2 separate regions of the Homo sapiens genome follow, and region 2 is linked to region 1. A link is a loop called in an ENCODE intact Hi-C map of the cell type or tissue named here. Cell type or tissue: chondrocyte. All regions are shown on one strand. Links, peaks and the distances in the headings refer to the core of each region. The heading gives the core; the rest is flanking DNA.

Region 1 (5,366 bases), core at 238-5,237:
ACAACTGACCAGCCACCCTGTATGACCACAAAAAAGCAAAACTGCTCCAGAATCAGAGGCCCTGTCCTCCTGAGGGCCTGCCACCACCATTTTGTGGCAAGCTTACCATCACACTCACTGTAAAGGAGAAGATGCTTAGAGGGCCCTGTGCCTTATTGCAGAGCTGGTATTGAAGGGTGAATTTGAAGCTGAGAGGCAGTAAACTGGTTCATTTAAAATGCAAAGAATTTAATCAGAAATAATCGTTGAGTTTTATTGAGAGCTGCTACTGCATGTATTGGGGGGACAATATAGTTTTTCTTCACTGTTCTTTTGAATTGCTGAATTACAACGGCAATTTTTCTGATAGTCAAGCAGCCATGTGGTACTGGTATAAACTCTGCTTGGCTCTGAGATAGGCACACATTACATACACACAGATTGCTAGACTTTATTTGCTAGTGTTTTATTTCAAATGTGTTTATGATTATAAGCAAAACGGATTTAAAATTTTATTTTGTTAGTATTCTTGTCCAGTTTTGAATCAATCTTATAATAAGCTCATAAAGTGAGTAAATCTTCTTTTCTTACTTATTGGAAATATTTTGCACAAGAATTATCTTTACCCTGAAAGTTTCTTAAGATTCACCTGTAAACTCTGTGACTACTATCTTTTGTGGTTTGTGAGGTGAAGGGTTTGGGGACGACATAGCTCTTTGAATGGTTATTAACTCATGTCCTCTATTTCTTCTTGAATACATCCTGCTCTCCCCCTTTTTTTCTTTCCTTTCTTTTTTCTTTCTGTTTTCTTTTTCTTTTTTTTTTTTTTTTTTTTGAGATAGAGTCTTGCTCTGTTGCCCAGGCTGGAGTGCAGTGGCGCGATCTCTGCTCACTGCAACCTCCCCCTCCTGGGTTCAAGTGATTCTCCTGCCTCACCCTCCTGAGTAGCTGGGATTATGGCTCCCGCCACCACACCCGGCTAATTTTTGTATTTTTAGTAGAGATGGGGTTTCACCATATCGGTCAGGCTGGTCTCAAACTCCTGACCTCAGGTGATCCGCCTGCCTCGGCCTCCCAAAGTGCTGGGATTACAGATGTGAGCCACCTCGCCCAGCCTTCTTTCTTCTTTTGAACCCACTGGGACTTAAGAAATTTTTCCTTTCTTTCCTGTACTCACTTGGAAGTTATATACATCACGTTGTGTATTTTGGCTGTTTTTTTCTTTTTTCTTAATCTTATCTATTTAGTCTTTTCAGATAACTAGCTTGTAGCTTTGTTAGTACTCTCTGTATATTTCGGATCTGTATTTCACAGTTTCTGAGTTATGTGTAATTTCCTTTTCTCTACTTTATTAAATATAGTACCTTCTCTTCTCTGTCCTTCTCAGTTTCCTCCTCCTCCTTCTTCTTTTTCCCTGAGTTAAAATTTAGCTTCTTTTACTTCCAGTCTTTTGTGTTTTCTAATATATTCCTTCAAAGATATGAATGTTTCTCTGAGTGTTGCTTTGGTTATATAGCCCACAAATTTTGCTATATAGTGCTTTGAATGTCATTTATTTTCAAATATTTCCTAAGTTTTGATGTTGTTTCTATTAGCTATTTGGGAATACGCTTTCTGTTTTATTTATTTATTTATTTATTTAAATTTTACTATTTAACTGTGATTTTTAAATTTGTTTGCATTTATCTTGGGATCATGGACTATGTGATATAGGTTTTTGGAATTTGTTGAGATTTACTTCGTGACATAGTACATGCCAATATTTTACAACTGTTTCATGCATTTTAAATTTTGGTCTTTTAAATTTTACATTCTTTTTTCATACTTAGTTGTACAGATGCGCTTTTTAAGGGAATGTAGATGCTCCATCTGTTGGCTACTGGGTTCTCTATGTATTTATTACATGCCGACTTTTAATTACACAGTTCAAATCTGTATCCTTACAAGTTTCTTCTTTTTCTTTTTTTGCTGCTTATTTTCTTTGTTTCTTAGAGGGGTACTTTAAATCTTTTCACTGTGATGGTAACTGATGTATCCAGGTCCTCTCTAATTCAGTCAGCTTCTCCTTTACTTACGGCAAGCTATGTTGTAACTTACAACATACAACAAGCTACGTTGTTAAGCTCATAGAAGGCCATGATTAGTATGTCTTCTTGGTGGGCCATACAGTCAGTTCTACGATGTATTGTCAAAAATCTCTGCACTGCACAAAATTGTGTAATAAAAACCACAGGGCTTATAGGAAACATGATGTTAAGGGGCATAACACTCAAACATGTTGCCAGTGGCACAAAAAAACACAGTTGCCTAGTGAACTATGCCTGGTATACCTAATAAAATTTTTACTCATAGCCCTATGGGGGAGGGTCCCCTGGGGGCCCTTCTTGCTAAGGTCTAAAGGTAGTACCCTTACTAGATTTACTGTAACTCCACTATCTTCACAGAAACTCCTCATTTATTCTTATTTTGACTAACTCATAGCAAAAATTTATAAGGAAGATGTAGACATTTTTGTTTTTGTTCTCTTTTTTAATTTATACTTTTAATGAGTGTTACAATAGGGCAGTGAGTGGAAGAATTTATATATAAATCCCAAGAAACCCAGCATCATAGGATAATTGGCAGCTTGAACCACAATTGGATAATAGAGCAAGGAACTATTAAAGATGGTCATGGTTAGTGTAACAGAGGTTTAATTTCCACTGGTAACTTCAACTTATTTCAAAATAGAGCTATGCATGGTTTTGGCTTGGATTTGGGGCAGACCTAACAATTTGGAGGAAGAAATAAGAAGATACTCATCATACTTCCCTCTCACCTCTTCTAGCTATGTTCCGTGGAACCTGCATGAGCCAGAAAGAGGCAAATTTGACTTCTCTGGGAACCTGGACCTGGAGTATGTGGTGTTGCTGCTTCTGTGCCCTGGTCAGGGGCAGGGCACAGAGGTGGCTACTGGGGGTGGATTAGCAACCAAAGAGAACCAGGGAGGGACGTGGGTCTGGAGTCCTGTTCTAGGACTGTGAGAGGCCCTGCACCCAGGACCCAGACGCTCCCCAACCGTGACCTGTCACCCAGAGGGACTGGGCCTGCAGCCTCCGGGCCCCACCTCTCCACTGCAGCCCAGAGGGGCAGAAGACCCTGGGAGCCGCCCGACTCTGCATGGGGTCTGGCGCCTGGGCTGGGGCAGGGCGGCCCCTCTAGGCTAGCAAGGCTATGGGGTCAGGTTCACTGTTGAGACCACTGAGCCCTGGGTGTCACCCTTCCTCCTCAGGCCCCCGATGGGGCTGTGCAGAGGCTCTGAGGCTGGGAGCAGCTCAGGCCACCGACCTGGTGTGGGAGTCCCCACGCTTTGGGGGTGGGGCCGAGCCGTCCCTTCGCCCCACCAGGCAGCTCCTCCACCCTGTGATGCGTGTGGCCCCCACCCGGCCTCATCCTGGGCCGTCGTGGGAGGGGCTGACGATGTGGACCTCCCTAGGGCCTTCGTCCTGATGGCCGCAGAGATCGGGCTGTGGGTGATTCTGCGTCCAGGCCGCTACATCTGCAGTGAGATGGACCTCGGGGGCTTGCCCAGGTAAGCGGGGCTACAGTCCCAGAGTCGTGGTTCTAGTGAAGTATTTGCTTTAAAAAAAGTGAATTTCAAGCTAGTAACAAGGAAAGTAACCTTTATTCACGGAGCCGATGGGAGGTGTGCTGCCCCACGCCACGCACCGTGCCTGTGTTGTCTTGTGGGAAGCCTGCGGTACTGCGGTGGCGGGGGGCGGGGTGCAGTTGTCATCCCCGATTCACAGATGAGAAGCTCCAGACGTTGGTCCTGGGGCCTTGGGCATGCGGTCAAGAGGGTGTGCGCGGGGAGAGGTGGCCACAAGAGGCTCCCACTCTTCTTTCCCCATGCAGGAGGGGCTGTAGCCTCCTCTGTCCTTCTCAAAATGCCCTGGGAAGAAAGGGACCAGAAGCTTTAAGGCCTGCAAGGGAAGGTTCTGACGACTCGGCTTGTTTTGAAAACTTCTGATCTTTCGCTTATTTTGTGAGGGGAAGGCTTGCCTTTCCATGCAGTGAGACCACCCTCAGCTCCCCTCCCTTCCCTCTTGCTTTTCTTTGCCTTGTTCTCTCCTCTGTGATTCTGGCCCCCAGCCCAGACTGCTGAGGGTCAGGGTGAGACTCCAAGACTCCTCTCTGCCACCCCTGTGGTGGGCAGGGCTTCCTGGGGAATCTGGGGCTCTGCCTCCAGTGAGCACCTCTGCACCTCAGAGTCAGATGAGGCCTTTGCTTTTCTCCAGGATGAAGAGAGAGGTCTTTGCTTTTCTCCAGGGGCAGAGAAAGCCTGAGCTGAGGGGAGTGGAGTTTTCGGGAAGCAGTGACTCCCGGCATAGCTTGGCTGGAGGCCTGCCTGGCACTTCCCCAGTGACCTGGAGTGGGTGGAGTATCATTGGCACGTAGGCTCCTGCCCTGAGCCTGAAGCCTTAGCCCTTAGTGGAAATGTGACACTGTGCCTAAGGAAATTTTTTCTGTCCCCAAGAATTTTTTTTTTTTAAGACGGAGTCTTGCTCTCGTCACCCAGGCTGGAGTCCAGTGGCGCGATCTCGGCTTGCTGCAACCTCTGCCTCCCGGGTTCAAGCGATTCTCCTGCCTCAGCCTCCTGAGTAGCTGGGATTACAGGCGCCCGCCACCACACCCGGCTAATTTCTGTACTTTTAGTGGAGACGGGAGTTTCGCCACGTTGGCCAGGCTGGTCTCGAACTCCTGACCTCAGGTGATCTGCCCACCTCGGCCTCCCAAAGTGCTGGGATTATAGGCATGAATCACCGCGCCTGACCAAAAAATGTTTTCAATAAACTGAAAAAGAATAGAGAGTGTTCACCAAAAGGTAGAAGAAAAAGCTCTTTAAGACATGGCTGTAAGAGCCTTGACAGGCCAGCCCCTCAGTCAGACCAAATAGAGCTGAAGGCCTTTCCGAAGTTGTGAAGTGCCTTGGAGGTGGAGGCGGCCGTTTCCTTTCAAATCCCACAAGTCTGTGAGAATGGTCTGAAAGTCTCACGCGGCACAGATCTTTCCAGGACCCGAGTGCTCCGGGACCGGGGGTGTGAGGCAGCTGGGCAGATGTGCGGCGAGCCGGGGCAGCTCTGAGCCCACTCCTGCTTCCCTCTCCCAACCCGTCTCAGACCCTGAGCCCGCCCCTCTTGCCCCCAGCTGGCTCCTGCAAGACCCCCGGTTACTGTTGAGGACAACCAACAAGAGCTTCATTGAAGCAGTTGAGAAGTATTTTGACCACCTGATTCCCAGAGTGATTCCTCTCCAGGTAAAGCCAAATTGTCCCCTGCATCTTTCTTACGTGCCCTTTAGGGAAAGAGTTTGTTCTGGCTTGATCACTGAAGAGGCCACATGCAGTC
Region 2 (5,366 bases), core at 277-5,276, 61 kb after region 1:
ATTTCATTCCTCTTGCTATGCACTGAGAAGAACGTTTCATTCTAAAAATATAGAAAATGGTGTGTTATAAAGACACTAGCAAAGACAAGCTCTATCCAGGGAGGGAGTCTACGTAGTGTCCAAGGAGAAGACGCAGATTGGGCTTCTCGAGCTGTAACCTTGGGATTGGTTAGAATGCAGATTTTGATTCAGTAGGTCTCAAGTAAGGCTTAAGGTTTATGCATTTCTGACAAGCTGCGGATGAAGACCTGGAAATCTGGTTGGTGGATAGAAGTTGTTGAATTGGGATGCCTCTTTCCAGGTGTCTGCACTTTGAGTCAGGCGGCTGTGACCCTGAGGGAGTTCAGAGGTGTGGCTGTCTATAGACCACACCTGGAGAAGTCAGCCTAGAGGGAGGTTTCCTGATCCTTAGTCATCAACTAATCAAGGGGAGAGGTTAAAGGTGTTGGTTCCTAGCAGGGACTGTGTTGGAATGTCGGTCAGAGAGGCTTCTCCAACCCTGCCTACACCTCTGCATTTAGCAGGGTGGGGAGTGGAGGCTCTCGCACCCATAAGTAGATGTTAGGATAAGTAATGTGTGCTTTAATAAGAATTGGAGATTGTGCTTTTGAAGTTCTGGCTGGAGAATAAGGTTTGGTACCTGGTGGAATGATTGCTAAGTTGTATTGTCACTGTCTTTAAAAACAGTGATATTTTGTGTGTGTGTGCATGTGCATGTGTGTGTGTATTTTCACCACCAGGTTGTCAAAATGCCCCTGTTTTTAAGAAAATAATCTGTCCATCCAGTTCTTCCTCATTCTGGCCTGGGGTGAGCCCAGCATGTGCCTCTGAGGGAACCAGGGGGAGAACCTGTGTTGCGGCGGGCAGGTGAGTCTGGTGAGTACCTGAGGCAGGGAGGGCTGAGCAGGTGGCAGGGTGTGTGCTTTGGAGCAGGTGTGGCCTGAGCAGTTGTGAGCCTGTAGCCAAAGCAAAGCGCCTGGTGAGCAGAGCAGGGGGCACCAAAAGAAGGCCCGGACGGTGGCCCAGAGGGGCCGAGGCCTTGTCTTAGCACTCCAGGGCTTCATCTGCAAGGATGTGGGCCAGCAGAGTTTCTGGGAGAGGGCAGATCGCACATATTTTCAGCTTTGCAGGCCACGCAGTCTATCGCAAGTACTCAACTGCAAAAAGCCATTCGTAGATGGTGTGGCTGTGTGCCAATACAATGATTTATGAACACTGAAGTTCATATAATTTTTTATGTGTCCCAAAATATTATGCTTTTGATTTTTTTCCAACCACTTAAAAATGTGAAAGCTATCCTCAGCTTGCAGGCTGCACAAAGACAGATGGCAGGCTGGATTTGACCCGAGGCCCAAGTTGGCCCACCTCTGGCCTACAGGCTGTGTTGGTCTAATAGGATCTCAGTGTACAGAATCTTTCATTGTCAAATTTTAGAAATTGTCATAAGATGGCTTGGCACAAAGTCTAGCACATAAGCTATATACCACCATGGGGAGAATGGAGAAGTTGGGATTATTCCACATTAGGGACATAAAACCCACTTGTGGCTATTCTCTCTAAAGCTTTCTCTTTGGAGAAAAAAGTGTGGTGAATAGGTTCCCATAACTCTCTAATACGCAAACACATGCTACAATAAATTGATTTCAGATAGAGATAAGACCCTTCGACTCACAGCAGAGAGTGTTGCATTTCTCCGGGACCCTCACAGCAGCCTTTCTGAGCAGTTGGGAGAGGCATTAGACTCGTTTTATAGAGGAAGAAGCTCCTGCCCACAGAACTGGTGTCACTAACCCAAGGCGACAGTTCTACCAAGCTGGGGGCCAGGATTCACATCCGGATCTTCCTATTCCAGCTAGCGTTTTTGCTGTCACTGTCTCATACAGTCCTTTGGAAGAACTGTGTCCTAAAATGTCATTTGCAAGCCATTTACTAGAACATGGAAGTTTTCTCTTTAGAAAAAGAAAAATGTGGTGAACAGATTCCCAGGTTGCCCAAGATGAGATGACCCTTTCATCTGTAACACAGCAGAACCATAGTCCTGGAGCTTCGGTGTGAGTTCTAAGGCCCTGGGGCTGTGAGAAGTAGGAAGGAGTAGGTAAAAAAGCAAATTTCTTTGCCTGAGAGTGGCCCCAGACAAAATTCCCAAGAGGCTGGCGATGTCCGAGCTGTCTTCTGCCCTGTGGGCACCCTGCCCCCTCCCCGTCTCTGGCCATCTGGGCCCTCTCGCTTGTTCCCTCCCTCTGTGACACTCAGCTGAGGGGCGTCTTGTGCAGTGGGGCCCGGCTGGCCACCGCCTGCTAGTGTCAGGGCAGGAGCGAGCGCCGGTGGGGACGAAGGCACAGCCCACACCGGCTCCTGCCCCGGACTCAGCCACCCAGCACCGGCTCCTGCCCCGGACTCAGCCACGCCCTTGTTTCATGCCTCCAGCTTTCCTGACCTTCCTGACTTGAAATGTGGGTCTCCCCAGCTTCTCGCACGGCTTTCGGGAGACAGGGTGGGAAGGAGACCCACCCGGCAGCACCGAGTCACTGGGACCCGGCTGAGGGGCTCCCTGGGGCCGACCCCGAGAGATGCCGAGAGGCGCTTTCTCGCGGACCGGAGCCTTCGACGGCCTTCCCGTGGGGGACTCTGCTCTAGCTGGGTCACCTCGTGGGGGGTGCGCGGTCTTCAGAAAATAATGAAGACCTGGAATCGGGTGGATGGGTGGACGCCGCCAACGCAGACCCTCTTTCCAGGTCTCTGCTCCTGCGGTCGGGCGGCTGCGACCGTGCCGGGGCTCGGAGGTACCGTGTGAAGTCGCTGTCGCGCGTGGCCGCGGGGCTGGCCACGGTGAAGCCCGTGCGGCGCCCGCCCCGCCCCGCCCCGGCCCCAGCAGCAGCCTCTCCCGTGGCGTGACGGCTGCCGTCTCTCCTTTCAGCCCGCCGGCCTCCATGCCGAGTGCTGTGCTTGCTGCCGGCTGCAGCCTCGGCCTGCCCTTCCCCTGCCGCGGGGCCCCGTGCTGAAGAAAGACCCCTTCCCAGGTCTGGCTGAGGCGGAGGGGAGCTTTTCCCAGCCACCTGGACGCAGGCGCCCTCGAGAGAGAAATGCCGAGGACCTGCGAAGGGGCGAGGAAGCCGATCTCTCTGCGGCCCGGAGCCTCCAGGCTCCAGAATGTCTTTGTCTTTCCAGGCTGGACTGGAGCACCCTGGTCCCTCTGCGGCTCCGCCATCGACAGCTGGGGCTGCAGGCCAAGGGCTGGAACTTCATGCTGGAGGATTCCACCTTCTGGATCTTCGGGGGCTCCATCCACTATTTCCGTGTGCCCAGGGAGTACTGGAGGGACCGCCTGCTGAAGATGAAGGCCTGTGGCTTGAACACCCTCACCACGTAGGTGCTGCCCCTGTCCCCCCGGAGCCTGGTTCCTAAGCAGGGCGCCTGGTGTCTGCATGCGAAAAAATATAAGAGGAACCGGCCCAGGTCCTCTGCCCAGGGCGAGAGAGCCAGGGTCTCCCTCCTCCTCCCCACCACAGAGCTCCTGACTCATGGGCGCCAAGGGACATGAAATGGATGTGAGGTCTAGAGGAACCGCAGTAGCAATGTCGCACAAAAGAGTATAGGGAAGGCGGTGAGTGCAGATTGAGGAGGTGATTCAGTGCTAGCGAATCTTTTTGTGTTACAAGCAGTCTTCCCACTTCCAGTTTATACAGCCAGTGAACGGAGTCTTCTTCAGGAGAGCTGCCTGAGAGGCTCTCTGGCCCCAGTTTTCAGCACTCCTCTTGGGCAGTGGTCTTAGAATGCTGTGGTTGCCATCCCAGCCTCTGCTGTGATGATTGGCACATGGTAGGCACGCACTAAAATGTCGAACTTGCAAATCATTTATAAAGTGTGCTCAGTTGTGAATAACCTGGATCTTTTCATGGGTTTTCCCCCCAAATTGCCAACTGATACTTGACGCTAAGTCTATGAAATAAAGGGGGTGATCAGGCTGGATTATTCCATGTTTAGGCAAAAATATGTGATTACAAATCAAGGAGATGGCTTTTCATGGGTGGTTTATGAACTGATTTTGAAGACAGTTCCTTAAAGAGTTACAGAAACCTGCCGAGCCTTGACAACTTCCCCGAAAGGACTCCTGAAGGCTGTGGGAGTGCTGCAGGCTCAGCACTCTGACTCGCAGAAGCAGCACCGACGACACTTGCTGAAAGGCAGAGCTCGTGTGTCTGGGTTGGAAGCCAGGCAGGCTCTCCTCCTTCATCTGAGAATATTCTTTGTAGTGGGCAGAGGCTCTGCGAAAGCCAGCGATGGGGTGGGGCCGGGAGAAGAGCAGCTGCCATCACTGTGTCATCCATGAGTCGTCCCTTCCGCCTCTCGAGTTGAGCCTGTCCATGAGCCTGCTCCATCCCTTGTCCTGTCTTTCGAGTTGGAAGCTTCATTCTGTTGCCCGTTTTGGAATTCCGGGGCTTCAGTAAATATAGGATGATCACCGAGCTTTCCCCTTACTCCTTGTAGCTGTTTTTTTGATAAAGTTACATTTTCTTCTCCAATGGGGCGTGGGCATGGTAAGCTAACTGGGGTCAGAGCGCCTGACCTTTTACTCAGCCGGTCTTATGCTTCATCCAAATCTTGTTGATGCAGAGGGAAGAGGGCTTGCCCTCGATTCTGGTCCCTAGATCAGTTCACTTAGTTCTTGGTTCCAGTCCTAAAATCATGAAGAAACATATCTTTAGCCATCATATTGGATTTTTGGGCTAAAGAAGGTAATGTGAGAGGTGAAATGGAATGAATGACATGCTCTAGCCTATAATTATCATTTCTGTTGCAGCTATGTTCCGTGGAACCTGCATGAGCCAGAAAGAGGCAAATTTGACTTCTCTGGGAACCTGGACCTGGAGTATGTGGTGTTGCTGCTTCTGTGAACTGGCCAGGGGCAGGGCACAGAGGTGGCTACTGGGGTGGATTAGCAACCAAAGAGAACCAGGGAGGGACGTGGGTCTGGAGTCCTGTTCTAGGACTGTGAGAGGCCCTGCACCCAGGACCCAGACGCTCCCCAGTCGTGACCTGTCACCCAGAGGGACTGGGCCTGCAGCCTCCGGGCCCCACCTCTCCACTGCAGCCCAGAGGGGCAGAAGACCCTGGGAGCCGCCCGACTCTGCATGGGGTCCGGCCGCTGGGCTGGGGCAGGGCGGCCCCTCTAGGCTAGCAAGGCTATGGGGTCAGGTTCACTGTTGAGACCACTGAGCCCTGGGTGTCACCCTTCCTCCTCAGGCCCCCGATGGGGCTGTGCAGAGGCTCTGAGGCTGGGAGCAGCTCAGGCCACCGACCTGGTGTGGGAGTCCCCGCGCTTTGGGGGTGGGGCCGAGCCGTCCCTTCGCCCCACCAGGCAGCTC

The links. Peaks named below come from ENCODE experiments on the same cell type or tissue, not always from the same donor. Only the 100,000 strongest peaks of a DNase experiment are listed, where the experiment ranks them.
Region 2: it touches region 1 in a loop (23-fold over the local background); 16 of 110 quality-filtered maps call a loop at or near these places.

The regions. Positions count from the first base shown.
Region 1 is chr11:134,278,571-134,283,936 of GRCh38, forward strand. It overlaps GLB1L3 (galactosidase beta 1 like 3), which reads left to right. Exons shown (of 20, transcript NM_001080407.3): 4 at 2,807-2,875; 5 at 3,455-3,550; 6 at 5,167-5,275. Among named protein-coding and RNA genes, the nearest start is that of GLB1L3, 4.9 kb to the left of the region's middle. In chondrocyte, for the core only: no CTCF peak of the experiment used is centred there; no DNase peak of the experiment used is centred there.
Region 2 is chr11:134,339,586-134,344,951 of GRCh38, forward strand. GLB1L2 (galactosidase beta 1 like 2) reads left to right here. Exons shown (of 19, transcript NM_001370461.1): 2 at 3,169-3,366; 3 at 4,802-4,870. Among named protein-coding and RNA genes, the nearest start is that of GLB1L2, 10 kb to the left of the region's middle. In chondrocyte, for the core only: no CTCF peak of the experiment used is centred there; a DNase peak (open chromatin) is centred at 2,636.